Linked DNA regions of Homo sapiens: region 2 is linked to region 1. A link is an interaction called in ENCODE POLR2A ChIA-PET data of the cell type or tissue named here. Cell type or tissue: OCI-LY7. All regions are shown on one strand.

Region 1 (5,000 bases):
TTTACATTTAAAGTTAATATTGTTATGTGTGAGTTTGATCCTGTCATTATGATGTTAGCTGGTTATTTTGCTCGTTAGTTGATGCAGTTTCTTCCTAGTCTCGATGGTCTTTACATTTTGGCATGATTTTGCAGTGGCTGGTACTGGTTGTGCCTTTCCATGTTTAGTGCTTCCTTCAGGAACTCTTTTAGGGCAGGCCTGGTGGTGACAAAATCTCTCAGCATTTGTTTGTCTGTAAAGTATTTTATTTCTCCTTCACTTATGAAGCTTAGTTTGGCTGGATATGAGATTCTGGGTTGAAAATTCTTTTCTTTAAGAATGTTGAATATTGGCCCCCACTCTCTTCTGAATTGTAGGGTTTCTGCCGAGAGATCCGCTGTTAGTCTGATGGGCTTCCCTTTGTGAGTAACCCGACCTTTCTCTCTGGCTGCCCTTAACATTTTTTCCTTCAATTCAACTTTGGTGAATCTGACAATTATGTGTCTTGGAGTTGTTCTTCTCGAGGAGTATCTTTGTGGCATTCTCTGTATTTCCTGAATCTGAATGTTGGCCTGCCTTGCTAGATTGGGGAAGTTCTCCTGGATAATATCCTGCAGAGTGTTTTCCAACTTGGTTTCATTCTCCCCGTCACTTTCAGGTACACCAATCAGACGCAGATTTGGTCTTTTCACATAGTCCCATATTTCTTGGAGGCTTTGTTCGTTTCTTTTTATTCTTTTTTCTCTACACTTCCCTTCTCTCTTCATTTCATTCATTTCATCTTCCATCACTGATACCCTTTCTTCTAGTTGATCGCATCGGCTCCTGAGGCTTCTGCATTCTTCACGTAGTTCTCGAGCCTTGGCTTTCAGCTCCCTCAGCTCCTTTAAGCACTTCTCTGTATTGGTTATTCTAGTTATACATTCGTCTAAAGTTTTTTCAAAGTTTTCAACTTCTTTGCCTTTGGTTTGAATTTCCTCCTGCAGCTTGGAGTAGTTTGATCGTCTGAAGCCTTCTTCTCTCAACTCGTCAAAGTCATTCTCCATCCAGCTTTGTTCCATTGCTGGTGAGGAACTGTGTTCCTTTGGAGGAGGAGAGGCGCTCTGCTTTTTAGAGTTTCCAGTTTTTCTGCTCTGTTTTTTCCCCATCTTTGTGGTTTTATCTACTTTTGGTCTTTGATGATGGTGATGTACAGATGGGTTTTTGGTGTGGATGGCCTTTCTGTTTGTTAGTTTTCCTTCTAACAGATGGGACCCTCAGCTGCAGGTCTGTTGGAGTTTGCTAGAGGTCCACTCCAGACCCTGTTTGCCTGGGTATCAGCAGCAGTGTCTGCAGAACTGCAGATTTTCGCGATCCACGAATGCTGCTGTCTGATCGTTCCTATGGAAGTTTTGTCTCAGAGGAGTACCCGGCCGTGTGAGGTGTCAGTCTGCCCCTGCTGGGGGTGCCTCCCAGTTAGGCTGCTCGGGGGTCAGGGGTCAGGGACCCACTTGAGGAGGCAGTCTGCCCGTTCTCAGATCTCCAGCTGCGTGCTGGGAGAACCACTGCTCTCCTCAAAGCTGTCAGACAGGGACATTTAAGTCTGCAGAGGTTACTGCTGTCTTTTTGTTTGTCTGTGCCCTGCCCCCAGAGGTGGAGCCTACAGAGGCAGGCAGGCCTCTTTGAACTGTGGTGGGCTCCACCCAGTTCGAGCTTCCCAGCTGCTTTGTTTACCTAAGCGAGCCTGGGCAATGGCGGGTGCCCCTCCCCCAGCCTCGCTGCTGCCTTGCAGTTTGATCTCAGACTGCTGTGCTAGCAATCAGCGAGACTCCGTGGGCGTAGGACCCTCCGAGCCAGGTGCGGGATATAATCTCCTGGTGCGCCGTTTCCTAAGCCTGTCGGAAAAGCGCAGTATTTGGGTGGGAGTGGCCCAATTTTCCAGGTGCCATCTGTCACCCCTTTCCTTGACCAGGAAAGGGAACTCCCTTGCGCTTCCTGAGTGAGGCAATGCCTCGCCTTGCTTCGGCTGGCGCAAGGTGTGCTGCACCCACTGTCCTGTGCCCACTGTCTGGCATTCGCTAGTGAGATGAACCTGGTACCTCAGATGGAAATGCAGAAATCACCCGTCTTCTGCATTGCTCACGCTGGGAGGTGTAGAACGGAGCTGTTCCTGTTCGGCCATCTTGGCTCCTCTGGTTTTTGTTTTTTAAAAATTTTTTGTAGCCATTTCCAGGAATCTTAATGACTTCAATGTCCTTAAAGCTCATAACATGGCTTTACTATCACCAGCTTAATTTTTTTTTTTTTTTTGAGATGGGGTCCCACTCTGTCAGCCAGGCTGGAGTGCAGTGGTGGGATCACAGCTCACTGCAGCCTCGAACTCCTGGGCTCAAGTGATTTTCCTGCCTCAGTCTCCTGAGTAGCTGGGATTACAGGTGCGTGCCACCATGCCCTACTAATTTTATTTTTTGTAGAGATGAAGTCTTGCTACGTTGCCCAGGCTGGTCTTGGACTCCTAGGCTCAAGTGATCCTCCTGCCTCAAGCCTCCTAAAACGCTGGGATTATACGTGTGAGCCACCACTCCTGGTTAAATTTCTTTTTTTTAAATTTAAAACATGTTATGGGAGAAGAAGAAGAGGAATTCTCTTCACCTCTACTTAAGGGGAGTGGCTAGTGCATGCAGGGATGTGAGAAATTAATGGCAGCCAAGTTTGGAAAGTTGGGCAGGACAAAAGCTGGTGATACTGATTTTTGATGGAAAAACAGTTGAGGTCTAGGGGCATGGCATGCCTCTAGAGGCCTGCAGCCTTGTGCAGTTGCCCAGGACTCTGCTCTCAGAAATGGCAGGATTGCTCTTGGACACTCAATTAAATGCTCTGTTGTCAGCCATCTTTAAATTCTTGATAATTTTTTAACAAGGGGGCTGGGCGCAGTGGCTCACACTTGTAATCCCAGCACTTTGGGAGGCCAAGGTGGGCGGATCACGGGGTTGGGAGATAGAGACCATCCTGGCTAACACACGGTGAAACCCCGTCTCTACTAAAAATACAAAAAAAAAAAAAAATTAGCCGGGCGTGGTGGCAGGTGCCTGTGGTCCCAGCTACTGGGAAGGCTGAGGCAGGAGAATTAGCGTGAACCCGGGAGGCGGAGCTTGCAGTGAGCTGGTATTGCACCACTGCACTCCAGCCTGGGCGACAGAGTGAAACTCCATCTCAAAAAAAAAAAAAATTTTTTTTTTTGAACAAGGTGCCCTGCATTTACATTTTGCACTGGGCCCTGAGAACATGATCATAGCTCTCTTATTCCAAGCCTCTTCACAAGGAAGATTTTTCCATTCCTTTAGAAAAGTGGAGGAAGGGAAAGACAAGGAGAAAAAGAAAGTATTTAAAAGTCCTTAACAGAAGAGTGGTGGGCTGGGAGTGAGGGGCAGGGCCTTATTTTTAGCAACCATTGCTCCAGGTTAGAACAGAGACAGTTGAGAAGTGTTGTTCTATTTACTGGACATTGACAAAAAACTTCTGGCTAAGAAGAGTGGTGTTACTGAAATGGGATTCTGAAGTCTTACAAGTTTACTTAGCCTTTCTAAGTCTCTGTTTCCTCCTCTAAAACAGTATATTAACCCTACAGCATGTTGGTGAGGATTAAGTGTTGGTAAAGATTAATACAGAAATCTATTTATTTATTTATTTATTTTTTGAGACAGGGTCTTGTTTTGTCACCTACGCTGGAGTGCAGTGGCGCAATCACAGCTCACTGCATCCTTGACCTCTAGGGCTCAAGCAGTCCTCCCACCTCGGCCTCCCAAAGTGCTGGGATTACCAGCATGAACAACTGCTCCTGGTCTGACTTCAAAGGAAATGATATGTCCTCTTTAAAGGAAATGATATGTGTACGGTTCCTGGCACATAGCAGTTACTAACACAGATTCTTGTTCATCAGTGGTCTTTGAAAGCTGGACTCTGGGAAGTCCATTCAATCGTTCGCTAAGTATTTACACATTAAGGGCCTATTAAAGTCACTGTGGTAGGCCCTGGAGGATCATGGAGCTTACATCATAAAAAGAAAGGCCCAGTTGACAACTCAAGGAGCTAACCCTCAAGTAGAGGTCATGAAACCAATGTATACATAATAGTGAATTGGTTCATTCAATACATATTTATTAAGCCCTAGAAAGATGAATAAGACACAGTCCCCACACTGAAGCCCACAGTCTGATAGGGAAGACACATTCCCCCAAATAATTATTCAAAGAAACTAGTGCTAATACAGGGATAAAAGCACTAGTGAAACTTTACTGAGAGGTTAGCTGTGTGGCAACTGATATTCACTATGACTCTTTGGTGTAGGTTTTATCATTGTCACTGCCATTTTTATAGATGAAGCAGACGTGATTTAGATAATTTATTTGCTTGAAATCAAGCAGCTTGCAAATGGTGGAGCTGGGATTGAATCCAGGGCTTTCTGTCTCCAAAAGCTATATATGTTATTATGTTGTGTGTGTGTGTGTGTGTGTGTGTGTGTGTGTGTGTATAATGCAAATAGATGGTATATATATTTACATACTAAATATGTTTCTACAAATGCATCTCACAGAAGAAGAATCAACCCATTCTGCTCAGGTAAATGGGGAAGGAAGCCCAGAGGGAGTGGCTTATGAATGAGTATAAAACAATTAGGACTTCAACAGGCAGAGAAAGAGGGAAGTCAATTCCAGGAAGAAAAAACATAATGTGCAAATATGTGAAGTTATGAAAATCCAGAGTGAGTACTTCAAAGAATAACAAGTTGGGCTGGGAATGGGGTGGCTCATACCTGTAATCCCAGCACTTTGGGAGGCCAAGGTGGGAGGGTCACTTGAGGCCAGGAGTTCAAGACCAGCCTGAGTAAAAAATAAAAAAATTTAAAAAAAAGGTTGTTTTGGAGCATCGAAGGAAAGAAAGTTCGTAAAACTTTATTTGGGAGATTCTGCAAGGCCTTCATATGGATTTTAAAGGATATGGAAGAGTTCCAAGGCCAAGTTCGGAAAGAAGACATGTTAGAG
Region 2 (5,000 bases), 120 kb after region 1:
ATTCTCCTGCCTCAGCCTCCTGGGTAGCTGGGATTACAGGTATGTGCCACCATGCCCGGCTAATTTTGTATTTTTAGTAGAGACAGGGTTTCTCCATGTCGGTCAGGCTGGTCTCGAACTTCCAACCTCAGGTGATCTGCCTCCTTGGCCTCCCAAAGTGCTGGGATTACAGGTGTGAACCACTGTGCCCAGCCCTCAGTTCCTTTTCTTATAAAATTGAGCTGCTTTGCCTAGTTCAACCATTGTGGAAGACAGTGTGGCAATTCCTCAAGGATCTAGAACTAGAAATACCATTTGACCCAGCCATCCCATTACTGGATATATACCCAAAGGATTATAAATCATGCTGCTATAAAGACACATGCACACGTATGTTTATTGTGGCACTATTCACAATAGCAAAGACTTGGAACCAACCCAAATGTCCAACAATGATAGACTGGATTAAGAAAATGTGGCACATATACACTATGGAATACTATGCAGCCATAAAAAAGGATGAGTTCATGTCCTTTGTAGGGACATGGATGAAACTGGAAACCATCATTCTCAGCAAACTATTGCAAGGACAGAAAACCAAACACCACATGTTCTCACTCATAGGTGGTAACTGAACAATGAGGACACTTGGACACAGGATGGGGAACATCACACACCAGGGCCTGTAGTGGGGTGGGGGAAGCGGGGAGGGATAGCATTAGGAGATATACCTAATGTAAATGACAAGTTAATGGGTGCAGCACACCAACATGGCACATGTGTACATATGTAACAAACCTGCACGTTGTGCACAGGTACCCTAGAACTTAAAGTATAATAATAAAAAATAAAATTGAGCTGCTTTGTCTTGACAGTACCAGGTGCATAGTAAGCCAAACAAGTCAAACCCAAATGCTTTTTAAGCACTTGTTATGTATTATGCCATGGCAGTTCCTCACTAGAGAGAGCTTATGCTCTCTCTTGTTTGTGATAGAAAAATTGGAAGCAACCTATGCCTATCAACAGAAAAAGTCATAACCTATCATATAGACAAGGAACCTTCAATAAATTCATGGAAAAAAATGTGTATTATGAAAAAACAATACATAGATTTTTTTTTTTTTTTTTTTTTGAGACAGAGTCTCTCTCTGTCACCCTGGCTGGAGTGCAGCAAAGAGAACTTGGCTCACTGCAAGCTCCACCTCCTGGGTTCAAGGTATTCTTGTGCCTCAGTCTACCCAGTAGCTGGGACTACAGGCACACGACACTGCACTCAGCTAATTTTTTGTATTTTTAGTAGCAATGGCCTCAAGTGATCCACCTGCCTCGGCCTCCAAAAGTGCTGAGATTACAGACATAAGCCATCGTGCCCAGCCTAAATTTCAAATTTTTTTGCACCAAAATAAACTCATACTAAGTTCTTATATCTGAACAGAATAGTTCAGAATCAGATATAAGAGGCACTAAGAAGTATAAGACATCAGTTTGGAAAGAGCCCCTATCATAGCAACATGAATTCAGAAAAAATTAAAGCAAGAGAAAACATCAAATTTGTGGTGAAGCTTGAGTAGAAAAATAATGAAATCATGGGAGCTTTATGAAAAGTTTATGGGGACAATGCCCTAAAGAAATCAGCAGTTTACAAATGGATAATTCATTTAAGAAAGAATAAAATGATGTTGAAGACGAAGGCCATAGCAGCAGACAATTTGCAAGGGAAAAATTCATCTTGTACATGCCCTAATTGAAGAGGACCAATTATTGATCGCAGAAAGAATAGCTGACACCATAAACATATCCATTGGTTCAGCTTACACAATTCTGACCGAAAAATTAAAGTTAAGCGAACTTTCCACTTAATGGGTGCCAACACTGTTTTGCCCAGCTCAGCCGCAGACAAGAGCAGAGTTTTCAATGGAAATTTTAAACATGTGAGACCAAGATTCTGAAGCATTTCTTCAAGGAATTGTAACAAGAGATGAAACATAGCTTTACCAGTACAATCCTGAAGACAAAGCACAATCAAAGAAATGGCTAGCAAATGATGGAAGGGGTCCGGTCATAGCAAAGAGAGACAGGTCAAGAGCAAAGGTCATGGCAACAGTTTGTGATGCTCAGGGCATTTTGCTTGTTGACTTTCTGGAGGGCAAAAAATGACAACATCTGCTTATTATAAGAGTGTTTTGAGAGTTAGCTAAAGCATTAGCAGAAAAACACCTGAGAAAGCTTCACTAGAGAGTCCTCCATCATGACAAATGCTTCTGCCCATTCCTCTTATTGAATAATGGCAATTTTGCAAGAGTTTCAGTAGAAAATCATTAGGCGTCCACCTTACAGTCCTGATTTGGCTCCTTCTGGCTTCTTTTTGTTTCCTAATCTTAAAAAATCTTTAAAGGGCACTCATTTTTCTTCAGTTAATAATGTGAAAAGACTGCACTAACATTGCTAAATTCCCAAGGCCCTCAGTTCTTTAGGGATGAACTAAATGGCTGCTATCATTGCTTACAAAAGTGTCTTGAACTTGATGGAGCTGTTTATTTCACCTGGGTGCAGGTGGGCTGAGTCCGAAAAGAGTCAGCGAAGGGAGATAGGGGTGGGGCCGTTTTATAAGATTTGGGCAGGTAAAGGAAAATTACAGTCAAAGGGGGTTTGTTCTCTGGTGGGCAGGAGTGGGGGTCACAAGGTGCTCAGTGGGGTAGCTTTTTGAGCCAGGATGAGCCAGGAAAAGGACTTTCACAAGGTAATGTCATCACTTAAGGCAAGGACCGGCCATTTACACTTGTTTTGTGGTGGAATATCATCAGTTAAGGTGGGGCAGGGCATATTCACTTCTTTTGTGATTCTTCAGTTACTTCAGGCCATCTGGGCATATACATGCAAGTCACAGGGGTTGCGATGGCTTGGCTTGGGCTCAGAGGCCTGACATTCCTGCCTTCTTATATTAATAAGAAAAATAAAATGGTGTTGAAGTGTTGGGGCGGCGAAAATTTTTGGGGGGTGGTATGGAGAGAGAGAATGGGCGATGTTTCTCAGGGCTGCTTCGAGCGGGATTAGGGGCTGCGTGGGAACCTAGAGTGGGAGAGATTAAGCTGAAGGAAGATTTTTGTGGTAAGGGGTGATATTGTGGGGATGTTAGAAGAAACATTTGTCGTGTAGAATTATTGGTGATGGCCTGGATACGGTTTTGTATGAATTGAAAAACTAAATGGAATAAGAGAAGGAGAAAAACAGGTATAAAAGGTCTAAGAATTGGCAGGACCTAGGACATCTGATTAGTGAGTGCCTAAGGAGATTCAGCATAGTCCTGCCAGCAAAAATTATTTATTTACTTCAAGAGTTTAGAGTGGCGGTTTGGGAATAGCACCAAGAGATATCAGCTGTGATGGCTTGGAGAAACAGTGTAAACTGGCAGTGTAAACAAGAGCAGGGCATGTATGAGTAGTTGAGAACGGTGAATAGGAGTATGATTAGACAGAAGATAGGGATGACAAGTTTTTTGGGGCACAGTCTAAGTTGGTCTGGTGTCTGGAAAGAGACTGGGGCCTAATAAAAAGGAGCGTCTATACGGGAGCTTAAATGGGCTGTACCTTGTAGCATTCCGAGGACAGGCCTGAATTCTGAGAAGCGAAAGTGGTAAAAGTATTGTTCAGTCCTTTTTAAGTTGCTGGCTGAGCTTGGTGAGGTGTGTTTTTAATAGACCGCTAGTCTGTCACTGAATACTAAGAGCCTGAAAAAATGCTTGGCTGATTTGACTAATAAAGGCTGGTCTGTTATCAGAATGTATAGAGGTGGGAAGGCTAAACTGAGGAATTATGTCTGACAGAAGGGAAGAAATGACTGCGGTGGCCTTCTCAGACCCTGTAGGAAAGGACTCTACCTATCCAGTGAAAGTGTCTACCTAGACTAAGAGGTAGTTTAGTTATCTGACTCGGGGCTTTGAGTAAAGCTAATTTGCCAGTCCTGGGTGGGGGCAAATCCTCGAGCTTGATGTGTAGGAAAGGGAGGGGGCCTGAATAATCCCTGATGAGTAGTAGAACAGCAGATGGAACACTGAGAAGTTATTTCCTTGAGGATAGATTTCCACAATGGAAAGGAAATGAGAGGTTCTTAAGAGGCAGGCTAGTGGCTTGTACTATAGCATAGCCTGCCTTTGCTGGTGTGTGGCGATTAGGCCTGGTGGAACTGCCATCAAAAAACTAAGTGTGATCAGGGTGAGGAACAGGAAAGAAGCAAATATGGGGAAATGGGATGAATGTCAGGTGGATCAGAGAGATACAGTCATGGGGGTCAGGTGTGGTATCAGGAATAATGTGGGAGGCCAGATTGAAGTCCTGGCCAGGAACAATAGTAATTGTGGGACTTAACAAAGAGTGAGTACAGCTGAAGGTGCCGGGGAGCAGAAAGTATATGTGTCAGGTATGAGGAAGAAAATCGATTTTGGAAGTTATGAGAAATGTAGAGAGTGAGTTGAGCATAGTTTGTGATTTTGAGGGCCTCTAAAAGTATTAAAGCAGCGGCAGCCGCTGCACGCGGACATGAGGGCTAGGCTAAAACAGTAAGGTCAAGTTGTTTGGACAGAAAGGCTGCAGGATGTGGTCCTGGCTCTTGTGTAAGAATTCTGACCGCGCTAACCATGCCTAGGAAGGAAAGGAGTTGTTGTTTTGTAGAAGGTGCTGGGGTTTGAGAGATTAGTCGGACACGATCGGCAGGGAGAGCACGTGTGTTTTTATGAAGAATTATGCCGAGGTAGGTAACCGATGGAGAAGAAATTTGAGCTTTGGAGGGGGATACTCGATATCCTTTGGAGAATAAATGCTGAAGGAGCAGAGGTGTGTCTTGTTGAGAAGATTCAAAGGAGGGGCTACAAAGAAGAAGATCATCAATATATTGAATAAGGTGAGAAGCAGAGGGGTGGAAAGAAAGTAAATCATGAGAAAGAGCTTGGCTGAAGTAATGAGAGCTGTCCCTGAAACCTTGTGGCAGCACAGCCCAGGTAAGCTGCTGGGACTGATGGGTGTCAG

Evidence for each region. ChIA-PET counts read pairs that join two places held together with the same protein. Peaks named below come from ENCODE experiments on the same cell type or tissue, not always from the same donor. Only the 100,000 strongest peaks of a DNase experiment are listed, where the experiment ranks them.
Region 2: POLR2A ChIA-PET joins it to region 1 with 10 read pairs; 4 of 35 experiments call an interaction of 5 or more read pairs at or near these places.

What each region holds. Positions count from the first base shown.
Region 1 is chr3:133,548,489-133,553,488 of GRCh38, reverse strand. No RefSeq gene overlaps it. Among named protein-coding and RNA genes, the nearest start is that of CDV3, 23 kb to the left of the region's middle. RefSeq lists an enhancer at 1,353-1,852. In OCI-LY7, no CTCF peak of the experiment used is centred here; a DNase peak (open chromatin) is centred at 3,108; H3K4me3 peaks cover 513 bases; H3K27ac peaks cover 662 bases.
Region 2 is chr3:133,432,437-133,437,436 of GRCh38, reverse strand. The region is part of intron 1 of BFSP2 (beaded filament structural protein 2); the gene reads right to left. BFSP2-AS1 (BFSP2 antisense RNA 1) reads left to right here. Exons shown (of 4, transcript NR_189064.1): 3 at 1-39. Among named protein-coding and RNA genes, the nearest start is that of BFSP2, 35 kb to the right of the region's middle. In OCI-LY7, no CTCF peak of the experiment used is centred here; no DNase peak of the experiment used is centred here.